7 separate regions of the Homo sapiens genome follow, and regions 1, 2, 3, 4, 6 and 7 are each linked to region 5. Evidence: chromatin loops called from intact Hi-C (ENCODE). Cell type or tissue: mammary epithelial cell. All regions are shown on one strand.

The links. Hi-C counts contacts between places; a loop is a spot of excess contacts. Peaks named below come from ENCODE experiments on the same cell type or tissue, not always from the same donor. Only the 100,000 strongest peaks of a DNase experiment are listed, where the experiment ranks them.
Region 1: it touches region 5 in a loop (5-fold over the local background); 3 of 110 quality-filtered maps call a loop at or near these places.
Region 2: a loop joins it to region 5, with 6 times the contacts of the local background. A loop is called at or near these places in 6 of 110 quality-filtered maps.
Region 3: it touches region 5 in a loop (15-fold over the local background); 26 of 110 quality-filtered maps call a loop at or near these places.
Region 4: a loop joins it to region 5, with 19 times the contacts of the local background. A loop is called at or near these places in 2 of 110 quality-filtered maps.
Region 6: a loop joins it to region 5, with 9 times the contacts of the local background. A loop is called at or near these places in 9 of 110 quality-filtered maps.
Region 7: it touches region 5 in a loop (9-fold over the local background); 10 of 110 quality-filtered maps call a loop at or near these places.

Annotation. Positions count from the first base shown.
Region 1 is chr3:59,422,559-59,426,558 of GRCh38, reverse strand. All of the region lies in intron 5 of CFAP20DC-DT (CFAP20DC divergent transcript), which reads right to left. Among named protein-coding and RNA genes, the nearest start is that of CFAP20DC-DT, 340 kb to the right of the region's middle. RefSeq lists a silencer at 1,656-1,775. In mammary epithelial cell, no CTCF peak of the experiment used is centred here; DNase peaks (open chromatin) are centred at 1,018 and 1,708; H3K27ac peaks cover 1,051 bases.
Region 2 is chr3:59,808,165-59,812,164 of GRCh38, reverse strand. The region is part of intron 8 of FHIT (fragile histidine triad diadenosine triphosphatase); the gene reads left to right. CFAP20DC-DT (CFAP20DC divergent transcript) reads right to left here. Exons shown (of 7, transcript XR_002959675.2): 7 at 855-2,433. Among named protein-coding and RNA genes, the nearest start is that of CFAP20DC-DT, 720 kb to the right of the region's middle. RefSeq lists enhancers at 1,425-2,058, 2,059-2,692, 3,327-3,962. In mammary epithelial cell, a CTCF peak has its summit at 2,193 (motif pointing right); no DNase peak of the experiment used is centred here.
Region 3 is chr3:59,051,328-59,055,327 of GRCh38, reverse strand. No RefSeq gene overlaps it. Among named protein-coding and RNA genes, the nearest start is that of CFAP20DC, 3.3 kb to the right of the region's middle. In mammary epithelial cell, a CTCF peak has its summit at 2,310; a DNase peak (open chromatin) is centred at 2,337; H3K27ac peaks cover 430 bases.
Region 4 is chr3:59,311,323-59,315,322 of GRCh38, reverse strand. The region is part of intron 4 of CFAP20DC-DT (CFAP20DC divergent transcript); the gene reads right to left. Among named protein-coding and RNA genes, the nearest start is that of CFAP20DC-DT, 230 kb to the right of the region's middle. In mammary epithelial cell, a CTCF peak has its summit at 1,778; no DNase peak of the experiment used is centred here.
Region 5 is chr3:58,993,298-58,997,297 of GRCh38, reverse strand. All of the region lies in intron 4 of CFAP20DC (CFAP20 domain containing), which reads left to right. All of the region lies in intron 2 of CFAP20DC-AS1 (CFAP20DC antisense RNA 1), which reads right to left. Among named protein-coding and RNA genes, the nearest start is that of CFAP20DC, 55 kb to the left of the region's middle. In mammary epithelial cell, a CTCF peak has its summit at 2,367 (motif pointing left); a DNase peak (open chromatin) is centred at 2,357; H3K27ac peaks cover 1,986 bases.
Region 6 is chr3:59,564,935-59,568,934 of GRCh38, reverse strand. All of the region lies in intron 6 of CFAP20DC-DT (CFAP20DC divergent transcript), which reads right to left. Among named protein-coding and RNA genes, the nearest start is that of CFAP20DC-DT, 480 kb to the right of the region's middle. In mammary epithelial cell, no CTCF peak of the experiment used is centred here; a DNase peak (open chromatin) is centred at 2,344; H3K27ac peaks cover 1,664 bases.
Region 7 is chr3:58,639,012-58,643,011 of GRCh38, reverse strand. It overlaps FAM3D (FAM3 metabolism regulating signaling molecule D), which reads left to right. Exons shown (of 10, transcript NM_138805.3): 7 at 2,835-2,885. Among named protein-coding and RNA genes, the nearest start is that of FAM3D, 26 kb to the left of the region's middle. RefSeq lists enhancers at 1,580-2,080, 2,081-2,581 and a silencer at 2,119-2,278. In mammary epithelial cell, a CTCF peak has its summit at 2,212 (motif pointing left); a DNase peak (open chromatin) is centred at 2,171.

The sequences.
Region 1 (4,000 bases), 430 kb before region 5:
GCGTATGGGCCCGACGTAATCACAAGAGTCCTTAAAAATGGAAGAGAAAGGAGTGTCGGTCCAAGGGAGATGTGACTGCGGAAGAAAGGCATGCAGAGATCCAACATTGCTGTCTTCAAAGATGGAGAAAGGGGCTGTAAGCCCAGGAAAAGGCAGGCAGCTGCTAGAAGCCAGAAAAGGTAAGAAATGGCCTCCAGAAAGGAAGGTAGCCCTGCCAACACCTTGATTTTAGCACAGTGAGACTCACTCACATCAGACTCCAAGACTATAAGATAATAAATGTCTGCAGTTTTAAGCCACGAAGTCTCAGATAATGTGTTTCAGCAGCCATGGGAAACCAACACAGGGGATGGGGAGGCAAAGAGACATGGGGGTGGTCCCGTCTGGGGATGGTTTTAACCCTCATTGCTCACTCCTTCCTGTGTGAGTATGACTGGAGACACCCAGGTGCGTGCGTCTTTCAAGCAACCTTCTCGGCCACTTGAGGGCTTTTCTCACAACTTAACTGCAAAATACAAAGGTAAGAGTGCTGCATTTCATGACACAGGTTGAGCCCTCTAAATGACAGAGACAAAACCAAAACAACAAAGCCTCTGCTTCTGATTTAAGTAGCTGAAGTTCTTCAGGCCCAAAGTGCCCAGAAAAACAGCTTTTCTTCTTTTTCACCTTGCCTAATGGTCAGATGTTGAAAAACCCTAATGGTGATGGCTAATGTCAGAATCCCTTTTCTCTCTTCTGTCTTCATCCTGGGATCAGTGAGATTGGATGTGGGTAAGCAAAGGCTTACAGACATGGGAGGACGGAGCTCAGGGATGACCCTCACCAGCCCGGCCAAGTGCTTGGACAAAACGTCCAGATGATTTTCTTTAATCGGTGCAGTTTAAACATGAAAACAGACTGAATGGAGGAGAGAGTTTGCTGCTCTCTGACCTTGGCTGTGTGTTTTTCTTCATCTCCTGTCAAGTTCAGCACCAAGAACAAACAATCACCGATGAGCTGGAACATGAGAATGCAAAGGCTAGGCAGCAATGAGGTAACTCCGACGTGAGGCTGAATCGAATCCTAGAAAATGCAGCTTCTCTGTAACTGCCCAGGGGAAGATGGACTTGTGTCCAGAGAGTTTTAAAGTTATATGGAAGGACTGAGCTGTGGGAGCTGTGTATTCTCTGTGTGAGCTATGTGATCCTGGGCAGGTTATTTAACCCCAGGAGCCTGGTCCATCGTTCATGGCGGGTGGTAAAAGCTGCCCTACAGAATGGTGGTAAGGAGCTCTGGGAGGGCTTCTCTGCCACAAAGCCCACTCCAGCTGGCTCAAGTAAAGACAGAGTGGTGTGAGGATACACTGACAACCTCATAAAACCCAAGAGCAGAGGCTCTGATGAGTTCTGGATTGCAGAACCTGGTTCATTCTAGGAAATACCTACATGGAATCCACAAAGATTTTTGTTGTTTTGTTTTAAACTTAATCTCTTAATAGATTTTTTAAAACTGAGATATAATTTACATACAATAAAGTATCTAAATCATGAAATTCACAAGTTCAGTGAATTTTTATATATGAATACAAAACGTAACGACCACCCCACACCAAGATATTAATAGATATATAGATCAGGAGTCAGCAAACTCAGGCCTACAGGCTAAATCTGGTCTGCTACTGGTTTTGTGGTTTCATCAGAACACCACCACGCCTATTGTTTATGTCTTGTCTATGACTGTGTGAGTAGTTGCCCCAGAGACCTGGCAGTTTCCAAGCCTAAAATCATCAGCAGCTAGCCCTTTAAGAAACAGTAACCCTCTCCCTGATAGACAGCCTGCCCAGCACTGCCTTCTCTACCCAGCTGGTACCCTCCCAGATAACTCTTTTCACCTATGTTATTGTAGGTTAATTTTGCTTGTTTTCAAGCTTTGTATAAATGGAATGTTATAGTTCTTATTCCTTATTCTCTCCACGACGTGTCTGTGAGACGCAGCCACATTGCGTGGCACTCTCTCAAGTACCCCCTTCATGCAACTCAGTTACAGGCCAGGCATTTTCTCCTCTCTGTCCAGCATGCTGGCTTGCTCCCCTCATTCACTCTCAGGCACCTCCTGACACTGTCCCTTACAGCCTCGGGGATGCCCTTGGGCCCTCTCTCTACAGTAGCGGTTCTTGATTCTTTCTCTCTCTTAATCATCTATTGCTGAACCATGAATGCCCCTGGAAATCCCATCAGAACGAGGGACCCACTTCTCAGATAAATGCATAGGTAGTGAAATGCTTATCTAAAGATCAAGCTTTGTTGTTGATTTAACATTTTTTTCTCCCTGCGTTGGTGAGTGAAGCTTCAGAAATCCACCTTGAATTCACAAAGCTTTGACTCACGTAAAAAAAGAAAGCGGGGGAGAGAGAAAACCCTGTTACCACTTTGGGTTTTACTCAAAAGGGTATGTGAAGCACAGGTATTCCTGCGATGGGGACAAGGAGAAGGAAGATAGCATGCTTTGCATTTTGAGATCCTGTCCCCTGGAAGATAAAAGGACGGGACTCCAGGTCCACATTACACCAGACACCAGGACGAGCACCGACCCAGCCCCTGTGGTGCCCTGGAGCACTGAGATCTTGTGCCAGCTCTAAGACACTATTTCAGTTCTCCGTCCAGGAACCACACAGGCCTCATTCCATCAGGACAGCGATGACATCTGCTGTTGACTGAGGAGACCAGGCTTTGACCTAGACGCAGCATGGCACCAGGGAGCGTCAGTAGCGGTGGATTGATCGGTTTCCAGTTTTCTTGGCTTGAGTATGGGAACTGGAGGGAGCCCCTTAGCACCGCGGAACCTCAGAGTTCTTGGATTACTCATGGGTAAGGGGGTCCTGAAAGGGTGATAGTGAAACTTGTGCTAAGGAGTGGAGCAAGTAATCAGTGAATAAGCTGTGTGACCCGACTTGCACCTCAAATTTGTGAATCTGCTCATACCATTTATACATACAAACCCCAAATCTCACAAAGATTTGAAATGGGTTTGTGGACCCCAGGCTAAAAATCTCAGTTTAATAATCTATCCTTTCTGCTTCAGCTGTCACTGAAAATTAGCGGGGCCTTTTTGCACTTAGGTAAAATCCCCAAGAGAAAGTAATTGGCCAAGCTAATATTTTAATTAGGTCACCAAAATCCCAGCCTGGCTGGTCTGTGGGTCAGCTGTTAGTAGGTCAAGCTTGCAACCCTAGAAGCAGGCACGTGTGGGCCGGGCACGGTGGCTCACGCCTGTAATCCCAGCACTTTGGGAGGCCGAGACGGGCGGATCATGAGGTCAGGAGATCGAGACCATCCTGGTTAACGCGGTGAAACCCCGTCTCTACTAAAAATACAAAAAATTAGCCTGTCTTGGTGGCGGGACCTGTAGTCCCAGCTACTCGGGAGGCTGAGGCGAGAGAATGGTGTGAACCCAGGAGGTGGAGCTTGCAGTGAGCCGAGATTGCACCACTGCACTCCAGTCTGGGCAACAGAGCGAGACTCGGTCACAAAAAAAACAAAAAAAAAGAAGCAGGCACGTGTGACCTCAAAGGTGGTCCCTGGGCAGTGGGGCTGGGGCAGTTTCCTTTAGATGGAGGTGTGAGCAGGACAGGCACTGTGACTCTCCAAGGAGTTTTAGAGATGATTGAGGAAGCTACAGGCAACTCTCTGTATCAGTAGGCTTCTCATCCATGAATTCAACCAACCACAGACGGAAAATATTCAGAAAAATAATCCCACAAAACTCCAAAAGCAAAACTTGATTTTGCTGCACACCAGGTACTCCACTGAATCCATGAGAATGAAATAATATGTAGGGTTGTATTTGGGATTAGAAGTAGTCCAGAGATGATTTAAAGTATATGGAAGGATGTGCATAGGTTACATGCACCTACTACATCGTTTTATGTCAGGAACTTGAGCATCTGCTGATTCTGGTATCTGAGGAAGGTCCTGGAACCAATCCCCCACAGATACTGATAGATGACTGTACTTAGTAAATG
Region 2 (4,000 bases), 810 kb before region 5:
GCTGATCGTTTGGCAACATTCCTAGTCTCTGCTCACTAGATGCCAGTAGCATCTACCCTCTCCCACCAGTTATGACAATCAAAACTGTGCCAAACATTGCCAAGTATCCCCTGGGGGCAGAATCTCCCCCAGTTGAGAACCACTGTGTATAGATCTTACTGGAGTGTATCCACCTAGGTAGGATGAGCTGCCACGGGGTAGGATGAGCTGCCAAGGGGGCACAAGGCTTCCTATTCAGCTGGGCCTGTGAGGCTGTGGGAATCCATAACCCCTTGTCACCTTCACAATCACAGCCATCCACAAGACCAAATGTGCCTTGCTCTTGAATAGTATTAACTGCCCCTTACAGATCCAAATGTGGCTATCACAGTGGCAGTAAGTGCGCCATTAAAATGAAAACCATTTACTCTAGTGACCCAGAGCTGTCTTATATATTCCTCTCTCTGCAGCAGTGACTGTTTCCTTTTCTTTATGTATCAAAATTACTAGCGCTGTGAGCAACCCCCACCATTGTCCTGGACTTATAAGGAGTCCAGTAAATCACTAAGTGATTTTCTTTTTCTTCCTTCCTTTCTTTCTTTAAAAAACAAAAATAAATTTTCTGAGATTAGTATGGGAAAAGAAAAAGCAAATGAGCTCACCCGTGGAAATTTTTATCCCAACTGTTTCTAAAGTCTGAAAACAAATCACATTTTTTCTTTTAATAGAATATAGATTTGATTTCTTGATTTTAAAACATGCACTTTTAATTCTGTCTGGGCATGCAGGATGCCCACATGCTGGCTAAAAAAAGAAACACGAAGCTATTTGGAGAATCACTTTGTCTACACAAAAGCAGAAGCTGATTTGACTAATGATTTTTCTCCTCTTTGATTTTTATTTGAATCAAAATGAGCAGTTAGTTATATCTTGGCACCCCACTGCCATTGCCTCTGCATTCTCCTAAAATAAAGAGGATTTGATGTGCTTAGTACAGATGTGTTATGAGAGGGTGACATAAGTGTGCAAGGGCATCCTTGACGTTGTGTTGTGTCCATGTGACATAGTAACTGGGCACAACTCATTTCACACTGAGAGGTTGAGACTGGTCAGTTATTGGAAACCCAGAGCATTCTGATTTTCTCTTGTGACAACAGTTCCACTTTGGCCTGTTCATAAATCACACTGGCTTGAGAGCAGACCATCACAAGTATGTTTTCTTTCTAGTATTCCACTTTCAACAGACATGTTTTAAATTAACCAGCCAAACACAGTTCAAGAATCAGAACCAGTGAGTGAAAAGTCTACTTGGCTCAAAACCTGACTCAGTCTTATTAATTCAGAAAGCAGAAAGCTTACATGCGCTAATTACCAAAGCTACTAATTAGCTTTAATTATAAGCTTGGAAGGAAGTTGAAGTGTGCTGCATTCGATAGTGCTGTTGACCTTTTCAGTGTACTTTGGAGGGGGAGGGTGGAGAGGCATAAAGGAGGTGTTATAAAATTCATCAGAGAGCAATTAATTTATGTCTTCTGATGAATATGCTATAAATTAACACATCTGTGTATATCAGAACATAAAGGCATTTTAATGGAGCCTTACCAGTGTCAACTCTGAGTGCCCCAGCCAGCCAAGAAAATGTACTCGTTTGGTAAGTTATTTCTTATTCTACCGCTATTGTAAACCATGTGGCAAACTGCATCCAGCCAGGTGCATGCTTCTATTTGTAAGTCATAATTAAGATAGGGGGCCAGCTTTGATTGATTTGGGAGGGTCACTCTGAGGAGCTGCCCTTGCAGACATTTCATGAGGTGCTCAGAAATCTGTTTCATGCCAAAGTCTGGAAATACTGTCCCCATTGGTCTCTCACCAGGGTCTTATTTGTCACTCTCTCTGAGCCTCTACAGCCCAAGGCTCAAACCGTGCCTTTGATGTGGCTGGGATGCTCCATGCTGTTTTTCATGTGGTAAGACAGCTCCTCCAGTACTCCTCCTCACACAAATGACGATGGCTTTCAGGGACCACCAGTACAGCCTTTCACACCTCAGAAGACCCTCCTCAGGCCCCAGGAGCCCTCTCACAATCCCCGTAAGAGGCACCTAAAGCAGACCAGCATCTGCTTGCTGTGACTTGTAAACTCTGAGTCCCCTTATCCTCTAGATTTGAAGCTTCTTTGGTTAGGTTCCAATCTCTCAAAACTGACGTATCCCCTAGTAACCACCAGAGGGATCCCATATAATGTGATAAAAATTATAATCAACATGGAGGAATCACAGCTCAGCCAGCGTGTGCTTGCTTCCAAGGCCCCAGGTCTCTCAGCCTGGAAAAGGAGAGCGGGGAACAAAGGAGGAACAATGTGAGGGAAGGTTCTCCTTGGCAGCTTCGGGGAAGGGATCCTCAAAGGAGAGGCACAGGTCTGAAGACGGAAGTGTCTGAGGCCAATCTTCTCTTCTCCTGGAAACAAGCAAACAAATAAAACAAACCCCAGTCATTACAAAGAAAGCCCTTTGAAAATCAGTGAAATCAGACCCTATTTGTTTCTAAACCCGTGTTCAGAAGTTGAACTCCAAATATAATGAGATTTTTTTGTGAGAACTAAGAGCCTTTTCCATGTTTCAAATAGGGTTGTACAATTGTATAAAAGAAGAGGGAATTGGGAGTGTATTATGTTAGCTTCCTAGGACTGCTGTAACAAATTGGCACAACATGAGTGGCATAAAACAACCAAAATGCATTCCCTCCCAGTTCAAGATGCTGGATGTCCAAAACTAAAGTGTCAGCAGAATCATGCTCTCTCTGAAAGTTCTGGGGAAGAATCCTTCCTTTCCGCAATCTTTGGCCTTCTTTGGCTTACAGCAGATTCACTCTAGTGTCCGCTTTGTCTTCACATGGCCTTCTGCCCTCCGTTGATGTCCTTATAAGGACACCAGTCACGGAATTTAGGGCCCATTCTAATCCAGTATGACCTCATCTTGACTAATAACATCTCCCAAGACCTCTTTCCAAATAAGGTCACATTCTGAGGCTCTAGGTGGACATGCATTTTTGGAGAGCACACTCTTCAACCCAGTATGTGTTCCTTAACTATTTATGTAAACAACATTTCAAGTTTAAGCCCTAGACACAAAGCTGGGCTGATACTGTAGTTCTAACATGATTTCCAGGTCTTGGGATGAAATCCATGATCACCACCGGGAAAATGATACTTCAGTCACCGTGGGTTTCCTCTCTGCTTTTTAAAATATAGTTTTTCAAGCACAATGCCTCTCCTCTAAGCTGTTGTAAGGCTTCTGTCGGAGAGTTTTTGGTGTCTTTTGTGTGTGAGTGTGTGTTGTGTGAAGTATCAGAAGACATTGTTTCTACCCCGCAGTCCCTTTGTAGCTAATTTTATTGCCCTCAGCTGTTAGGTCTTATAGATTATCCCCGAGCCTATTGGGCCAAATCGGTGTAGTTAAAGCTCAAGCCATCCTTGTTTATCCCTGTTCTTAATTCATGTCTGGCTGCCCAAACGGCCAACTGAAACTCCAGATCAGCTCAGCAGAAAGCTGTATGTTCAGGTCAAACATGCTTGAGTGAGAAGATTGTCTGCAGTGTGTCAGGCAAATTGGCAAGCAAGTGTCAACAGACCCGGAGGTGGGAGGAGAATGAAAAGAGGGGAAATTAGCAAAAGGAGTGGACGTGGTTGGACCTGAGTTTTACCGTAGGGTAGAGACTGGTCATCACTGGCAGAGGTGGGGTTGTGGGGAAAAAGGGAGATAGTCCCAGGGGCTTGTCAGAGAGGGCCTCCATCTCCAGGTCAGAAAAGCCCTGAAGAGCCAGCCTTTCAAGCCCACTTCTTGTTCAGAGGCCCCTCCGCAATATCCCTACCATGTGGACTTCTAGCCTTGGCCTGAATTCAAGCATCCTAAGTCATTACCAAGCCCCCTTTCAAACCACACTCTTCATCCTGCAATTTTCATTATGTTAAAAAAGCATCTGCTTCCCCAGACACTAAAGGCCACATATTGTATGATTCCATTTC
Region 3 (4,000 bases), 58 kb before region 5:
TATGTCATTGTAAAACAAATTAATACTAAATATCCACTCAATAAATGTATTCCTTTCAAAGATGCATTTGGCAAACGGTCGTTTTTCTAAACCTAAGTGCTTGCTATGTAAAGCTACTTTATTTAGGAAAGTATTCATACCTAATTATCAAACTACTGGGATAGTTTTTTTGTTTTGTCTTGTTTTCCTGAGAAAGCTTTCAAGTGGTTTTGGAAATTTTAAAATGATGCATGACTTTTGAAGTACTTGGTCATCTATAGGTACAGGCAAGAAATAGTCCCCATAGGATCTCATGGACCTGAGAAGGGGGAAAAACCCATTTGAGGAGAAAATCTAAAAACAGTAAAGCCCTCAAAAACTTTCACCATTCCATACTTTCTGGAAAAAAGAAGACACTACTATTTTCAAATCACCTGTCAAATGAATAACTTTGGTATCATTAATTTTTCTTGCTTAAAACTATAAAATAGGCCCAGTTTCAAAACTTTCCTATCAACTCAACATTATCATTCATAAAGCTATTCCATAATGTATAAAAAATTAACCCTTCAAGTATTAAACATTTCTAGATTACTGTGTAGCAAATTCTCATGAAACAGATATCTTATTTCTTCCCATTAGCCAAATAATTAGATTATGTACTGTAATCAAAATATAAACTACAACAATATTGTGGTAAATACAGTACATTCTTAGTTCAAAAGATATTATTTCTCGTCAAATTGATAATCATACTCATCTAAGTGGAATGGCTATATTGGCATACGAAGACTGCCACTCTTTAAAAACTGTTTCTAGTCTATTCCATTTTAAATACTATCCAATATCCTTTAATATTAATATACCAACAAATTATTTTTTTCAATCACTTTCTTTGTAGAACAAAGACAAGCACTTTACAGCTTGTAAAGTGACTAATCTTAAAGTTATCAAATTAAGTTAAGCAATTTAACGCAATTACTAAATGTACCAACTTCTTAAAAAATTGTAGCAATTAAAGAAATTGTTTCACTGTCTTTTATAGGGAACATAAATAACTTGGTTTATCTTTTATAATGAACATAAATAACTTGGTTTAAGCCAAGTTGTTTGGGCAGGCTGGCTTTTTTCTTTTTTTTTCTTTTTTTCAGAATTCTGCTAGATATCCTTGAAGTCATAGTCAAATCCAAGTTTTTGTTCATAGCTTGCATTCAATCAAATTGAAGAGTACTTGCTATTGTAAAGTTGGATTTCCACCTTTCTCTGATTTTGAATTCATACTGTTAAAGTACTGCACATTCTTATTTTTGTTTTATTGCTACCATTGTCATTGTTAATGGTGGCTCTCACCATAGGCAAAATACCATTGATAAACTTGGGCAGCTTTCAGATTTGCCCATTTCCTGGACAAGCAGTATATCATACTTGCTAATGAAAATCCAACTCTGAGTCTCCTGAACTTGTTAGAAATTAGGACGGTCAGATGACAATGTTTGGCTTTGGACTATTACTTTCTCTTTAGGAAGTGAGGACACTGAAATAAATGGACACTGTTTCCTTCTAGTCTTAAGTTGAATAAACAGGTGATCAAAACCAAAAACACCTGAGTAATAAGACTTACTGATTCACTGTAATTATTCATTTTCAATTCTGTAGCTCATTTTTTCATTGACAAATTGAGGTTATTAATTCACCCTTTTAGTTGTAGATAAATGATAAACATATTAACTCATGTAATCATAAGAGGAAGAAAAAAATAAAGTAGGGCAAAGTTGTGGATTTCACTTCAACTATGGTGTCAAAAGACCCTTTTCAGAGACCCAAGTAGATTGTTAGAAGCCTTAAGATGTCCCCTAGATTCTTCCCAGATTTTCATTATACCTTTTGCCATCCTTATTATTAACAGCTGCCCAAAGAAGATATTCACATCAACCCCCGGAGCATGTAAATGTTTCCTTATTTGGAAAAATTGGTCTTTGGAGATGTGATTAAATTATCTTGAAATAAAGAGATTGCCTTGGATTATCAAAGTTGGCCCTAAATACTATTACAACCTCTTTATAAGAGACACACAGGGAAAACACACACAGAAGAGAAGACAATGTGACCACGGAGGTGAGACAGAGACTGGAGAAATGGAGCCACAATTCAAGGGGTGCCAACAGCTGCCAAAAGCTGATGAGGCAAAGAATGGATTCTCCTCTAAAGCCACTAGAGGAGTGTGGCCCTACTGACACTTTGATTTTGGACTTCTGGCCTCCAAATGAAGCCACAATTCAAGGGGTGCCAACAGCTACCAGAAGCTGGATGAGGCAAAGAATGGATCCTCCTCTAAAGCCACTAGGGGGAGTGTGGCCCTACTGATACTTTGATTTTGGACTTCTGGCCTCCAGAACTATGAGAGAATAAATTTCTGTTGTTTTAAGCTACTCCTTTTGAGGTAATGTTACAGCAGCCACAGGAAACTAATATACCCGCCCAATGTTACTCCCTGTGATTGAATTCATGATATTTATCACAAGTTGTAATTATTTGCTATTTTATTTATCATCTGTCTCACTCCCCTGTGTAAGCTCCATGAAGGTAGGGCCATTCACTGCACACCCAGTCTCTTAGCATAGTATTTGAAGTATCTTATGTTCCTAGAAACTGTTAAAAAGAATTAGTGGATAAATGTCCCCCACAGATAAGTCTTGTAAGACAGAGACCATGTCTATTGATCACAATTGTCAAAGCCTCCAGCACAGAGCCTTACAAGAAACTGCTGTTGAACTAAGTTTGCCAGTCTAGAAATCAGGAATTTTGGATTCTAGACACTATACTGCAATGTATAGCTGTGCCATGGCCCCCACCTCTATTTCCTTTCCATCTATTATTTGGCTTAGAATGTTCAAGAAGGTTTGTTCCTTATCTGCTCTTCTTATCCTTGATAAGGAGCAGGTCCAAATATCATTTATTTTCGCGTCCCTTACATAATCCATAATAGTTGGCATATGATACGACAATAAATGTTTGAGGTTTTTGGGTGAAGTGGAATGATTCCAGGCTTTAGACTCAAACATAAATGAAACTCAATATTGCATCCTTGAGTAAATTCCTAATCGACTCTGAATCTCAATCTTCTCAAATGAAAGGAGACTAACCCTTACCTCACAGAATCGTGAACCTGTGAGCCACTCTGCCTATAGCAGGAATTTTATGAGTGGTACCTGATTAGCATTAACCTATGCCATTGACCTAACTCAACCATGAGTGCAGCATCAGATAAGAGTTCCTAACTGGTGCTGTGTCCGGAATCGGTGGGTTCTTGGTCTCACTGACTTCACGAATGAAGCCGCGGACCCTCGCGGTGAGTGTTACAGCTCTTAAGGTGGCGCGTCTGGAGTTTGTTCCTTCTGATGTTCGGATGTGTTCGGAGTTTCTTCCTTCTGGTGGGTTCGTGGTCTCACCGGCTCAGGAGTGAAACTGCAGACCTTCGCGGTGAGTGTTACAGCTCTTAAGGCAGCACGTCTGGAGTTGTTTGTTCCTCCTGGTGGGCTCGTGGTCTCGCTGGCTTCAGGAGAGAAGCTGCAGATCTTCGCGGTGAGTGTTACAGCTCATAAAAGCAGTGTGGACCCAAAGAGTGAGCAGTAGCAAGATTTATTGCAAAGAGTGAAAGAACAAAGCTTCCACAGTGTGGAAGTGGACCCCCAGCTAGTTGCCAATGCTGGCTCGGGCAGCCTGCTTTTATTCTCTTATCTGGCCCCACCCACATCCTGCTGATTGGTAGAGCCCAGTGGCCTGTTTTGTCAGGGCGCTGATTGGTGCGTTTACAATCCCTGAGCTAGACACGAAGGTTCTCCACGTCCCCATCAGATTAGCTGGATACAGAGTTTGGACACACAGGTTCTCCAAGGCCCCACCAGAGCAGCTAGACACAGAGTGTCAATTGGTGTACTCACAAACCTTGAGCTAAACACAGGGTGCTGATTGGTTATTTACAATCCCTGAGCTAGACGTAAAGACTCTCCACCTCCCCACC
Region 4 (4,000 bases), 320 kb before region 5:
GGAGAGAGGATTTAAGTAAGGCAATGGCAGATGCTGAGGAATCAATGAGGAGTCTACTGCAGTGTTACCTCCCAATAAATACCATACTCCAGGTGACATATGACTGCGGCATGGTCTAGAGAAACAGCACTGGGGATGGTAAGAGTGACAGTAAGGATTATAATAATCAAGGCTGCCATTTGCTGTGCCACTCTCTGTGCTTAAGCAATTTCAATTATTGACTCATTTAATCCTCAGAATTCTAAAAGTAAGGTTCTAGTATTATCCCAATTTTATAATCAAGGAAACTGAGGCACAATGAGGTTCAGTGACCTGTCTGTGGTCACACATCTAGCAGCGATAAGAACCCAGACTCAGTCTTCAGGGCTTAAGCTCTTAACCCCTCCACAATCTTGCTAAATTGAATTAGATCTTCTGCTATGTGTTCAGGCAGCCACCTGGTTTTCCATGGTGCGGGCAATTTATTCATTCCCTGACCAGTCCTTTCACTGCAATTCAAGAGGTTAAATGCTTTCTCATGGATGAATTCAAGAGACCACCCTTCAGTGGGAATTCTGTCTGCCTTATTCTTATTTCCTATGCTCTTCCTAGTCTCAACTACAAAGGCATCTTGAAATTGCATGCGTTGACCTGTACTGAAAATTAGCTATGGAATGTCTTTGTATGAAATTCTTTTCTGTACAAACCGTGGGTCAAAGAACAGAGCTCAGTTGTGAATTCTGATGCCTCCATTTGAAAAGTTCTGTTAATGTTGAGAATAAATATGACTCATCAATCTTGGGCAGTGGAGGTGGGCTGAAGAAAATTGTTAATTTACAGGGTCACTTCACTATGGGAGCCTGAACAGAAATGTCATTTTAAAAGTTGTGACCCTATTACTGAATTTACTGTTTTAGATGGTGTGCTGTTAGACTGGACTCAATGGACCAGGGGCTTGGCTGACCCTATCCAGGTCAGACATTTGACCTGGTGGGCCAAGAGACTCACATGACCTATCTGCCATGTTCCTGATGGGATTAAGAGGCAGAGTGCAAGAGAAGTCTTCTGGCCAGGGAGCAGGAGAGGGAAGGGAGAAAACACTGGAGTGTCAGGCAGAGTGAGGGATAGCCAGTAACCTGTTACTAAGGCTTAGTTACTGAAAGGAGGTTCAGAGCCAGGAAGGTGGTTCTGACCTTCGAGAGAGACCAAATCTTCTGAAGAAGAGTGTTCACAACAGGAGGTCCATGATAGAACTGAGACACAAGAATGAAATAAAGCCCTGCTCGGGTAGCTGCCATAGACACTGTAGCTTGGTTACATTGGACATGGTGGTTCATTCACATAGTCAGTGGTTTTATATGTCAGAAACTATGGAAAGTTTTTGGGATTCAGAAATGAACCATGGCACCATTTCTGCCTGCAAGGAATTCACCAGGCTAAATGGTGGCAAGCGCTCCTTTCAGAGAATTAAAGCACACAGTCAAGGCAGGAATAATGGTAAAACAGACTTGATTCAAATCATATCCCACCCATCCTAGTGTCAGGGTAACTCTCAGATTACTCTGCAGCTAAGCAACCCTAAGTAAGATTAGAAGGAAGTAGGTTCCAGGTTCCAAACATTTCCCATTTGGTGTGGACAATATCTGCTACTCTGAAATGAAGTCAAGCCAGGACTCCGAAGCCACTCTCTCTCTCTGGAAGGAACTCCATGTTCCAGGAGGAGCCATGATTCTTGCCAGCTCCCTGTGACCCTGGCCTCCCAGGCAGCGCTGTCTCCACCTCTGGCTCCTGCTGCCCCCATCTGCCTCTCTGTGGTATCACAAGGCACCCACTAAATTCACCAGCAGAGCTAAGAACCTTCAATGTTCCAGCAGTGGGGCAGTGAGGCAGGTGAGCCATTGGGGAAATTTCTTGGGGTCCAGAGAGTAGACTTTTTAAGATATTAAATCTGGAGGGAATCATCTCCTCCAATATCCTGAAGCCCAAGGTCAAGAGAGAACATGAAGCAGAATAAGTTCTGTCCACGAATAAAACCACTTAGCAGAGGCTCTGACAATTCTAATAATGAACCTCTGGTTAGAGGCCATCTTACACACCCTGCTCTCATTCTTACCCATCCTCCCCACCAACTCCATTTTCCACCTACAAGCTGGAGTGATCTTAAAAGATAAATCAGATCATGCAAGACCCTATCTCTACCAAAAAAAAAAAAAAATTAGTCAGGTGTGGTAGTGCACACCTGTGGTCCCAGCTACTCCAGAGGCTGAGGAGGTTGGGGGATGGCTTGAGTCCAGGAGTTCAAGGCTGCGGTGTGCTATGATCTCACTACTGCACTCCAGCCTGGGTGACAGAGCGAGACCATGTCTCAAAAAGAAAAAAACAAACAACAGAAAGAAAACCCTCCAAATACCCAACACAACAATAACAGCAACAACAACAACAAAAATACTTAGAATAAAATCCAGACCCTGACCAGAGCCTACCTGGGCTGGCCTCAGCCGACCTTGCTGACTGCATCTCCTGCCCCTCCTCACAGCTCTGCAGCCATCCCATCTTTCTCTCTCGTCCTCCAGCATACCCACACCAAGCTGCTCCCACCTCAGCGCTCAGTATACTCAGCCCCTAAGGGGTTGGTTTTTCTTACCATTCGGCTCAATGTCACCTCCTCAGAAAGGGTCCCTCTTTGGTCTCACCGCCCAGCCACCACTATATTCCCCGTCACCTGGCTTCACATTTCTTTTTTCTTTCTTTTTTTTTTTTGAGACGGAGTCTTCCTCTGTCGCCCAGGCTAGAGTGCAGTGGCCCAATCTCGGCTTGCTGCAAGCTCTGCCTCGTGGGTTCATGCCATTCTCCTGCCTCAGCCTCCCGAGTAGCTGGGACTACAGGCGCCTGCCACCACGCCCGGCTAATTTTTTGTATTTTTAGTAGAGACAGGGTTTCACCATGTTAGCCAGGATGGTCTCAGTCTCCTGACCTCGTGATCCGCCTGCCTCTGGCTTCACATTTCTACAGATCCCTGCACTAGCTGAGATGATCTTATGTAATGATTTATTGTCTGCCTCTACTACAAGGGAACCCTGTGAAGGCAGGAAGGAGGACTCATGCAGCAGAGTATCCCAGCACCTGGACAATGCCTGGCATAGTAGGTGCTTCAGAATTTGTGGGATAAATGAAAGTACAGTCAGCCCTCGGTATCCATGCCTTCAGTTGCCGTGGATTCAACCAATCATCCATTGAAAAGATCTGGGAAAAAACTTGTATCTGTACTGAAAATGTAGACATTTTTTGCATGTCATTATTCCCTAAACAATACAGTATAAGAACTGTTCACATAGCATTAACATTGTATTAGGTATTATAAGTAATATAGAGATTATTTAAAGTATATGGGACACTCAGCCCCATGTGCTTAGGTTATATGCAAATACTACACCATTTTATATCCGGGACTTGAGTATGCATGGATTTTGGGATCCGAGGGAGGTCCTGGAACCAGTCTCCTGCTGATTCTGAGGGTTGGCTGTGTCATGAAATTACCACCGATTCCATTGAAATGAATGTTTTATGATAAGGTTTCAGTTTACAAGTTCTAGAAATGGACTATATAAAGAACAAAATAAAGAGGGAAGAAGAAAGTTGTCCGTGTAGTTGTTTTAATAAGAACTAAAATATATACTTATTAAGCCCCATCTATACAGGATATTTAACTCCATACTATGCAGAAAGAAAATTGTTTCTGCCAAAATTACAGAAATGTAGGCTTGATTTATAATAATGTAGAAACAGTTCCAATGAGTTGTTAAATCTTGTTTATTTCTGGGACTTCACTGAGTTTTCTTTTGCATGAAGTTATTATTTAAAGTTCTAGTTAGCGAATTAATGTCAATAATTTAAATGAATATCTTTGTGTGCAATTATCTTGGATTGGAAGGCAATAAAACAGCTGGAATTACTTTTAACAAATTACACATTCCTTCCCCGTCATGTACTCTACTGTTAGCATTAGGGAATGTTACTGCTG
Region 5 (4,000 bases):
TAGGGTAGAGATAATAATATTAATAGTACTTATTTCACAAGTTTTTTAATGAGGATTAAATGAGTTAGTACAAGTATTGGGCACATAGAATTAAATAAATGTTAGCCATTGTAAATAACAAAATAATACATCTGAAAGTGTTGCAGGACTTTTCCTTAGTTCAGCTAAAGACAGCGTCCTTGTCTGTCCCAGGGACATGAAAATTTAGGCTCACAGAAAGTTTGAAGGGTGAGTAAAGCAGGAGTTTTTTGGGTGAAAAGGGGAAACAGTAATCCTCCACAAGGCCAGAGTCCCTCCTGGAGTGCTTCCCACCACAGCTTGAATCCCAGATTCCACACAGGAAGAGGAGGGGCCAGGCTCCTCCCGGCTGCAAAAGGTGCGAACCTCTGTGGCTCCACCCCGGTGTGCGCTCTTCCCAGTGGGCATGCCTGTTGGAGAACCCCTCCCACCTGGCTGTCTCAAAAGCATCTAGAATTACCTAGAACAATGCTACTCAAAGTTGCCATTACAGTGAGATAAGGAACTTGGGCCACAATATAAATCAGCACTCTCCTTCCTTCTTTGGAAAATTCTTGCTAGGAAAAAAATGTTTGCTTATTGATAAATTTAATTTACGTTCCAGCTCTAGCTTCTTTTTTTCTCTGTAGATCAGCAATAAACAGTTCACATAGCACACTTTTTGTTTTCCTGGCCCAGGATATAGTAGGCAGTCAGTACATTTGTTTATATACTCTGACCTGAAAAGGCTGTCTATGTAAAGGAACTTATTAAGAGGAAGCAAATAACGAAGTTTGTGGATTTCAAGTTGTGTGTATGTCATACATTATACATCTATTTGTAATCTATCTGTATCTTAAAAATTACAAACAAGATAAATCACAGCTGTTTTTTTGGTAAAGGTTTTAAATATTTTTCTGGTAGGAAGAGTAGATAAAGGCAGCCATGTGGGTTGTTACGTGAAGCCTAGAATGGGCTTTCCCAGATATCAGGAAGACACAGAGGTGATATCCTCATTCTCTTTTGCTACCATATTAGCATCTATTTATAGTCAAATATATAAAAATAAGCACAGTTATTACAGGTGAGATTTATTTGTATAAATAAGTTTGGAAACTATGCCTGTTGTTTACTGGAAAACCCAATTATGGTGTTGTTACCTAGAAGGGAATATTGTAAGTAAACACTTTTTTTTTTCTGCTTCATTTATACCAAAGCAATTTAACATGAAATTAGTAATTATATTAATCTGGGCTCTCCAGAGCAACAGAAACAATAGATAGATAGATAGATAGATAGATAGATAGATAGATAGATAGATAGATTTATTATACAGAATTGGCTCATGTGGTCATGGAGGCTGAGAAGTCCCATGACCTACAGTCTGGCAAGCTGAAAAGTCAGAAGAACCAATAGATAGTTCCAGGTTGAGTCTGAAGGCCTGACAACTGGAAGAGCCAATGGTATAAGCTCCAGTCCAAGTTGGAAGGGTCCCAAGGCAAAAGACCTATGTTCCAACTAAAAAGACAGAGAGAGCAAATTCTCCCTTACTCCACCATTTTATTCTGTTCAGGGCTCCAATTGATTGGATGAGACCTAACCACATTTGAGAGGCAATTTACTTCACTCAGTCTACTGATTTGTGTGTTAATCTCGGCCAAAAACACCTTCACAGATACACCCAAAATAATGTTTAACCAAATCTCTGGGGACCCAAGAGCCCATTCAGTTGAAAAAAAATTGATCTTCACAGTAATGTTAGATGCAGCCTTATATAAGGATGAAATTCTTTGATTCCTATAAACTCTTAAAAAAGATTTTTTTCTACTCAAAATTAATTACTTAGACTACTTTTGGAAACATTTTAATTTATTATTTGAATAAATTTTTTAAAATTTCTACAAATAGTGTTTTTTTTTTTTTTAGTGAGATATTTTTGACAATCATTTCTGATGGATTGCAACTGAAAATGTAAAGACATGTGCCAGTGGTTGTTCTGGGAATTTTTCAGTTGCAGGAGAGTCCTCTTTTTGGGCTAAAAAATAGATTTGATAAATTATGGAGGAAACCTATAGAGTGATGGGGCAGAGGAAGGCAGGCTGCTTTGTGCAACTGTATCTCCTAATATCTTTATCAAAATGACATCATAAGGATGTACAGCGAAGGTGGTAACCCTCTGTCATTCCAGAGAAAAAGGGATATAGGTAGTGCAGCCTGAGGTTCTCAAGGCATGGAGGAAAAACGTTTCAAAAACAGAAAAGAACCATTTGAAAATGCAAAAGAAAATGGATATCCTAGGAGCGAATTGGATTATTTTTTCAGACTTGTTGTCTTCCTGTAACCTTAACGAATAGTACCATAGCTCCCCCTGCTGCATAAGGAGGCAAAGAGGCAAAACCCTGTCACAAAGAACCTTCTTCCCTCACCTGCCGGAATTGTTGGTTTTGCTTTTTGTTTTTTTTTTTAAGTCTTTTGGTTCTTTACCCGAGCAAAGTCATTGAAACTGTTCTTTTTTTTTTATTTCCAACCATCCTTTCTCTCCTCTTCCTGCTAATTGCATGTTTGAAAGATTTATGGATATCATTTTAAAAGCTAACATTTCAAATAAAACATAATAGGAAATTATAATTTGATGATTGGAGGTGTCTAGAAATGCATAAAATACAATTTAGATATATATTGTACTTGGATAACAAGTGTGGGAAAAACTGGGGGAAGGGGGAAGGCATTATTGTTATTTGACGAGGAGAAGAACACAGTTTTAAAGACCTGAATTCTCTGACACCAATTTGCTTGGTGCCTTGGGCAAGTTACTTAACTTTCTTTGTGTGCTGCAGTTTCCCCATTAAAAAAAAAATGAGGATAATGGCATATGCCTTTTCTCTGCCTCATAGAATTCTTACCAGAATGATAGAAGATCAAGTAATGCCCCACTTATCCAGCCATCATACTTCCAGCCTTAGCCATCTGTAATGAATCTCAGAAGCAGGCAGAAAAAGGCCTGTGAGCAATGAGAGCACTGCAGGCTTTAAGAAAATGCAAAGTCCATTGACTTGGAATTTTGTGTCAGTTAAGCTCAGTGTGTGCTGAGCTTGCAAGGTATACATGTGTTTGTGTGCATGTATGTTTCTTTTCTCTGTAGTTCTTCCCTCTCTGTAGTTACCTAGGAAGATAGGTTTTTATTTAAATGGAAAGGCAAGAAAGGGAAAGGTTGATTGAGGCAGATGAAAGTGTCTCCTTGGAAATTCACCATGAAGTTGGTGTAAGTTAGTTCAACCATTGTGGAAGACAGTGTCATGATTCCTCAAAGACCTAGAGGCAGAAATACCATTTGACCCAGCAATCCCATTACTGGGTATATACCCAAAGGAATATAAATCATTCTATCACAAACATATTTGCACATGTATGCTCATTGCAGCACTATTCACAATAACAAAGACATGGAATCAGCCCAAATGCCCATCATTGATAGACTGGATAAAGAAAGAATGGTACATATACACCATGGAATACTATGCAGCCATAAAAAGGAACAAGATCATATCCTTTCCAGGGACACAGATGTAGCTGGAAGCCATTATCCTCGGCAAACTAATGCAGGAACAGAAAACCAAATACACATTCTCACTTATAAGTGGGAGCTGAATGATGAGGACACATGGATGCGTGGAAGGAAACAACACACACTAGGGCCTGTTGGAGGATGGGGAATGGGAGGAGGGAGAGCATCAGGAAGAATAGCTAATGGGTGATGAGCTTAATACCTAGGTGATGGGATGTTCTGTGCAGCAAACCACCATGACACACGTTTACCTATGTAACAAACACACACTCTGCACAGGTACCCCTGAACTTAAAAGTTGGAAATAAAAAAAAAAGAAATTCACCATGAAGATAACTAGAGAAGAGGCCAGAATTAGGGGTAAACAGCGTTCTCTATTTCAGTCAATCACACGGTACTGGTTTCCTGCTTCAGAGTTTACAGGCTTTGTTGAAAGTT
Region 6 (4,000 bases), 570 kb before region 5:
CATTAATGCAGCCCTGTTTGCCAAAGAGTAATTCAGTTGCTCAAATCAATAAGTAGCAAAAGCATAAAAATGTACCAAATTGAGACAATGAACCAGAGTATAAATGGAAACCTTCATCTTCCACTTCCTTAAAAGTGGGGGCTGCATTCTGGTGACCTTCTGATGCTACAGTATCAAGGTGAATATGCAGAAATTCCTCTACTTCATAAATTCCAATTCTCAAATGTCCATCGAACCATCAGAGCTAAATGTTGGAGCCAACAGGAAGCTCCCCTGCCTGTCAGTGGCATTTAGCCTCAGCCTTCCCATCTGCAGTTTTTTCCCAGCAGTGTGCTGTAGTTGAAGCAATATCTTGTTATAAAAGTATTTGCAATGAAAAGGGGAAAATCGTAATGCAAACTTCTATGGAATTTTTTTAAGGTTCAAAGGAGGTAAAGAAGAGTGGGAGCTTTTGCCATCTTCCTCTATGGTTCATGCCTCTAAACATCCATATAGATGACATCTATTGCTCATCGTGTAGTGCCACCTTAGGCGTAAAGAAAGTAAAACAGCTCTTCATATTGTAATATAGGAACTCCTTTTGAGGGCTTAGCATGCTGCTTAATCCCAGCAAGAAGGAAGATTTGCTCTGGTACCCTTCCCACAATGGTAGCAGAGAGAGGATGATGCCTTGGGATTCAACTAATCCAGAGCTTCTCCCATGCCTACCTCTGCCAGGATCTTAGCCTACACCAACTGAGAAGCTCATAATCATCGAGTAGAGAGCTTATATATACCTTTCTCCTATGAGTTCTGTCCCTCTAAAGAACCCTAATATAGAAGTAAGAAACAGCTAGAAAAAGAGGAGTCTAGAGTCCAGATAACATTTCAGTCATCAAACCTCCCCAGCTTCCCTGATCCTTGCCTTTCTGAGACTTGGCTGCTCAGCATGTCCAGACTGGTGCGCTTCCCCCAACATTCTTTCAGGAAGTACTGGGGAGCTCATAATGATCGAATGGAGATCCCAAACTGTGTTCAAGTCAACACTGCTTCTCTGAAATTTGATCAGACATTCCAAGAAAAATGCATTTGCTTCAGGAACTTTGGGAATCCCTGCATACTCAATTTGTCTCTATGATACTCCAAAGTGCATCAGCAACAAGTTCTGCAGCAAAGAATTCTACTTATTTTGGTTTAATTTGACATTTTCCATACTTGTTTGACTGAAAAAGCTTTAAAAAATTTAAAATATTTTAATAAAAAACACCAATTCACATGGTAGAATACAAGGAAAGTATTTAACCTAAGAATCATTTTAAGAAAACTTAGTGTTATCACTGGTCATTAGAGAAATGCAAATCAAAACCACAACGGGATACCATCTCATGCCAGTTAGAATGGTGATTATTTAAAAGTCAGGAAACAACAGATGCTGACGAGGCTGTGGACAAATAGGAATGCTTTTACACTGTTGGTGGGACTGTAAATTAGTTCAACCATTGTGGAAGACAGTGTGACAATTCCTAAAGGATCTAGAACCAGAAATACCATTTGAAGCAGCCATCCCATTACTGGGTATATACTCAAAGGATTAGAAATCATTCTACTGTAAAGACACATGTACACATGTTTATTGCAGCACTATTTACAATAGCAAATACTTGGAACCAACCCAAATGCCCATCAGAGATAGACTGGATACAGAAAATGTGGCACATATACACTATGGAATACTGTGCAGCCATAACAAAGAATGAGATCATGTCCTTTGCAGGGACATGGATGAAGCTGGAAGCCATCATCCTAAGCCAACTAACACAGGAAAAGAAAACCAAACACCACATGTTCTCACTCATAAGTGGGAGTTGAACAATGAGAACGCATGGACACAGGGAGGGGAACATCACACACTGGGGCCTGTCAGGGGGTGGGGGCGCAAGGGGAGGGAGAGCATTAGGACAAACACCTAATGCATGCAGGGCTTAAAGCCTAGATGACGGGTTGACAGGTGCAGCAAACCACCATGGCACTTGTATACTTACGTAACAAAACTGCACGTTCTGCACATGTATCTCAGAACTTAAAGTAAAAGAAAGAAAGAAAGAAAACTTAATGTATCACAACCCAAACTGGGTTTTCATGTTTTGACAAATGTTTTCATGTCACATCATCCTCCTAACCAAACTATGCCACTGTTGTCTCTTTCAGTCTCCCCCGCAAAGCATCAGGTCCTTTAGGGCAAATGTGAGGCCTTATGCATTTGTAAGTAGGTATTCATTACCTACTCAGTTACTCATTAGGTAAGTGAGTGTGAAAGAAGAAAAGCTATTTAGGACTCATTTCTTTGCCAATGACAAAAACCTAGATCAGACAGCCTGAGAACGTTAAGTACTTACTGAAAGAATGCCGGAAGAAGTGCACAGGTCTGGACATGCTGAGCAGCCAAGTCTCAGAAAGGAAAGGATCAGGGAAGCCGGGGAGATTTGATGATTTAAGTATTATCTGGACTCTGGACTCCTCTTTTTCTAGCTGTTTCTTACTTCTATTCTCTATTAGGGTTCTTTACAGGGACAGAACTAATAGGATAGATGTTTACAAAAAGGGGAGTTTATTAAGGAGTATCGACTCACATGATCACAAGGTGAGGTCCCACAATAGGCCATCTGCAAGCTGAGGAGTAAGAAAGCCAGTCTGAGTCCCAAAACCTCAAAAGTAGGGAAGCTGACAGTGCAGCCTTCAGTCTGTGGCCAAAGGCCTGAGAGCCCCTGGCAAACCACTTGTGTAAGCGGAAAAGTACCAAAGCTGAAGAATTTGGAGTCCGATGTTCGAGGGCAGGGAGCATCCAGCACAGGAGAAAAATGTAGGTTGGGAGACTAAGCCAGTCTAGTCTTTCCATGTTCTTCTGCCTGCTTTTATTCTGGCTTCTCTGGCAGCTGATTAGATGGTGCCCACCCAGATTGAGCATGGGTCTGCCTTTCCCAGTCCACTGACTCAAATGTTAATCTCCTTTGGCAATAACCTCACAGACACACCCATGAACAATACTTTGCATCCTTCAATGCAACCAAGTTAACATTCAGTATCACCATCACATGTTCCTTTCTGCAAGCTGGCTTTGTTCTCCCAAATAGCCAATCCTCATAGCTATACAACTAAAGAAAAAAAGTGACACCCTCTTAAAAATTTCCTGAGAAGAATTCTAATTGGCTTGACTCATGGCCTGGGCCTACTATGATTGGCCCGCTTGAATCTTGTGCCCATTCCTGAGAGTGGGTACTGTGTTTAGAAGCCCTTATGAGAATCATGTAGTTGGAGTACGGAAAAAACGACCCCCTAAAGAAGCAGGAGAGATGTGTTTCACACAAAAGGAAGGTGTTCAGGTTGACATATTATGCATGTCTATACAGACATGAAGAAAGGACTACTGGTTCTGGGGAGAGAATCATAACCATTCTTCCCCTTCCTTCATGCTCTCTAAAATCAGCCAAACCACATACATGTTGTTATGGACAAAGCAGCCCACTTAGTTCAGGTGCTGCCCTTGCATTCTGCGTATAACCTGTGTCTGCTTCTCCCAGGAGGAAAGCACACGGGGCTAATTGCATTAGCAGGTGCAGTACTATGTTGGTGATTCTGTGCCTAATCTGCTCATTATGCAGCTGATGTCATTTTATAAGTGGAGAGAAATAGTGTTATCACAGGAGAAATGAGCTCTCTTGCTTCTTGAGAAATTCTCTTAAGCCTAGACAAAGGGGTTTTAAGTTTATCAGCCTCCCCTTTGTGACACCTCATTCTAAATGATGTATTAATCATTTGTTGATTATACAGATCAATTAAAGAGGTTTTACAGGTTAGGTTAATTAAATCTTTGGTAGAACTTCCTATTTATTTAGACCTTCTGCTTTGCAATTATAAAACACCACCCAACCAGCATGTTGACTTTTAATAAGTTGCAAACAAGGGTCGTAAAAGAACATATTCCCCTCATTGTACTCCTTATAAAGTGTTCTTTTTTCTATTA
Region 7 (4,000 bases), 350 kb after region 5:
CGCTGGCCAGGAGAAAATTGGGGAAGGCTCTTTCCAGGCAGGGGCAACACAGTGCAGGGAGGAGAAGGGAAAGGGAGGGAGAGAGGTTTGCAGGGCAACATAGAGAGGCAAGGCTGGGGACAGCAGCAAGGCCAGAGGATGAGGAGCTAGCAAGCCTGCTAAGAAGTGTGACTGGAAGCCGAGAGCAGTAGGGAGCCACGGAAAGGCTTTGAGCAGTGTGTGAGGGGCCAGGCATGCACTCCAGAAACCTCCCTCCAGCTTGGAGTAGGGGGGCTGGAGGCAGGGAGACCACAAGGGAATCCATGGCCTTGATAACCCTGCATCTCCTGCAGGACACACACTTAAACAGGAGGCCAGAGGGCCGCCAAGCCTGAAGTAGGGACACGTTTCAGGAGGGAGTGGACTTACAGGGTCAGGTAAGGACCAGGTGGTCTAGCCCCAGCCAGACCTCCTCTCTGCCTCTGTTCTTAGAAAACAGAGTTTTCTAAGAACTGGCTGTAAGGGCCACTTCTGGGACAAAGGTCAGGGCAAGTTGGGGAAAAGGTGTAAGGGATGCTCAGGAAGGAACTTGTCGAGCTTGTGTGTGGCAGGACCACATGAGCACACTTAGGAAGGAACAGGGTAGGATGGGAGCCCCGGCCTTGCCAGCTCCAAGCCCCTGCACTTCACTCCAGAGAAAGCCTTTTCTCGCTCTGCCAAGAAACCCTAATGGGTCAGGGGAGAAGTCGAGGCCTGGAGCAGTGATGGGGCTGTTCCTGGACAGATGGGAGTCAGAGGACAGCCCTGGCCAACTTCCTAGGAGCCCAGGAAGGGCCAGGGCAGGGAGTGGCAGGAGGCTGAGTGCAGCCGTTCCTCTGCAGCTTTGAGGAGGGCCCAGGCCTGTTCCACTCCAGCCTCAATGAAGTGGCATCCCTCCTGCAGGGAGGGTGTGCCCAGGCTGGTCTCAGAGCGCTCTTTTGTGCATGCCAGACCCCAGAAGACTGTAGGAGCCTCAGCATACATCAACACTCCCATCCATCTGCCCTCACCCCACAGCGAGGGCAGGCAGGAAATGGCACAGGCTGCAGCTGACCTGGCTGAAACCTGCTGACTTTCTCCCCTAAATGGGTCGCACCTGAGAAAAGCTTTTTGAATATTCTCCAATGAGATGGCCCCAGACTAGGCCTCTTTCCCTGCTTCTCACAAAGCCAAAAGGATGAAAATAACCATCAATGGCAATAAGAACTAGCATTTATTGGGCACTTACTGTGCCTTTTCATTTAACCCCATCACTGTGTTAGGATGGAGCTATGCTCAATATCCCCATTTCCCAGGTAAGAAACTAAGGCTCAAAGAGGTTAAGCAGGCTGGGTGCAGTGGCTCATGCCTGTAATCCCAGCACTTTGAGAGGCTGAGGTGGGCAGATCTCTTGAGCTCAGGAGTTCAAGAACAGCCTGAGTAACAGTGAACCACCCCCCGAATCCGCCCCGTCTCTACAAAAAGTAAAAAAATTAGCTGGGTGTGGTGGCGCACACCTGTAGTCCCAGCTAAGGCTGAGGTGGGAGGATTGCTTGAGCCTGGGAGGTCGAGGTTGCAGTCAGCCAAGCTCACACCACTGCACTCCAGCCTGGACTGCAGAGAGACCCTGTCCAAAAAAAAAAAAGAGGTTAAGCAACTTGCCCAAGGTCACACAGCCTATAAAACCACCTACGTTTGAACCTGGATCGAGTCAACTGCAGGTCTTAATCATTCACCTGAACTACCTCCCTAGACTAGAAATGTCTCAACCACACATACAGCACCTACTGTATACATGCGTGCTATGTATGCCAGATGTGGGGAAGCCCAACAAATCATGTAAGGGGCTCAGTGTCCTCATCTATATGACCAAGAACAACACAAGGATTGCTAAGGATCCAGTAGTCTTTAACCTTTAGTGGGGCAGAGAGTCCTCAGGATCTTCCAGCTATGCTGGCCGCCACCCCCACCCCCAACACTCTCCAATTGCAGAATCATTCACAAGCGCACGCGATCACAAAAGCAGCCCCATGGGTTCATAGACTCCTTCCAAGAGCCCCAGGTGAAGCATTCCGTTCACGCTACGTGGCTCCCGAGAATCCTGGAGGGGCTGCTAAGCGAGCCTGCTCGCGCCACCTGGACAGCCTAGGCCTGGTCCCCACCCTCCTCCGTAAGCCTCGGAGCTGCCATCCCCTCTGCAACGCCTCCATCTAGCGGCGGAGAGCGCGAACTGTAACGTTCCTCCAGAAGACTCGGTTCCCTGGAGGGCTTGGCCTTCGGCCACCTCCTCCCACAAAACCCACAAACGCAATCCAGGTTACTGGACCCTGGGAAACTGAGTACCGCTTAGCCCAACACAAATCCCTTTGCCTTCAAGAGGTGGAGGACTCCAGTTGTAGGTTTTCTATTTAGGTGGGAATAATAATGACGACTGTCATTTTGATTTTGATTTTGCAGCTAAAATTCATCTTGTATGACTACTATTAATATTTTAAATGTATCTCCTTTAGTTCCCACAACCCATTGTACAGATGCAAAAATTGAGGTCAAAATGCTAAGTCCTGCGTTAGAAACTGGTAGGACAGAACACCGACTCAGACTGAGTAGACTCAGTTCGATTCCAGAGATGTCCTCAGCCATTACGTTCTTGAACCTCTCAGATGAGCCCAGCCATTCCTGGAAACCTACTTTAGTCCTGCGTGCTCTTTATAGGACCTGATTTCATTAGATTCTTATTCTGTTTTTAGATCTTAGACTACAGATTAGGCATTTTCAGCAGAACGACAGGCAGAATGACACGTGTTACAGGGGATAATCGTTCTCCTCTTAACCCCTAGGAACCACGGGAGCTGTGCTGGGACAGAAGGCATTTGACATGTACTCTGGAGGTAGGTGCCTCTGCTGACACTGAAGTCACAGTCGGGGGTGCGGTGCAGAGGGCTGAGCCTCTTCATGTGGCAAGGGACCTGGTGGCTCGAGGTACCTGGTGCTTCTTTCCACAGGAGGCACCCAGGAAGAGGTGCGGTGGGGGGTTGAGGGTGTCCTGCTGCTTTCGAAACTCCTTCTGGCCATCTCAGTTGGGATCTCCCAGACTCAGATCCTGAGACAGGGATTCAAGTGCAATGCTTTATTTAAGAAGTGAGCTCAGGAAACGTCAGATGGGCAGCTGGAACCCTGTCCTCAGCCCAGGGCTTCATAAGACCCCACCCGGCCCTCCTCCATCTCCATCCCAACTCATGGGTGAGCAGTCCGCAGAGCTAGGAGTGTGCTGACCTGGAGTCTGCATCAGGGCCCACGCAGGTCTCTTACCAGGTGTGCCCCACCCCCAGGCTTCTGACACTCCCCCAGGATGGAGGGGTGACCAGGGGCTGGCTGTTGCTTGATGGGAGGGTGCTGTGGATGGAGCCTGGATGGGCCCACTGAAGTGCCCACATGCGGTGTGCAAGGTCCCTCCTCCTGGTACAGGATAGAGCTGAGGACAGGGGCAACAGGAGATGGGGACAGGCCAGGGGCTGAGGACCAGACATTCTGCCTGGAGTCCTACTGATGTTCAGCGTGGCCTGGGGCCAGGTTTATGGAAAACGTCCAGTCTCCGGTGTCAGAGACTACTGGCGGCATGACCTGAAGCAAGTGATGCCTCTTGAGCCTCAGTTTCTTCATCTGTGACATAGAGGCAGCTATAGTTTCCACTCCATAAAATTGATGTGAAGATTAGATAACCTGAAATAATTGGTGGAAGGGTATCCAGCCTGACTGGTGGAGGGGTCCAGGCAAGCTATGTTAGTCTTCTCCCTTCCCTCCTCTTCCCCTTCGCTCCCCTCTTCCCTCATTCCGTCCAGATGACTCAGAAGCAAGGAAATCATCTGTCAGAATGAAAAGGAAAAAAAGCGTAAAGATGAAACTAAGCTTTAAAATGCCTTATGATAAACTTGAATGTAGCCACGGCTGATGGGGACCCAGAAACAGAAGCATTGTGAGCAAGTAGTCCTTCCCTTCAGGAAAC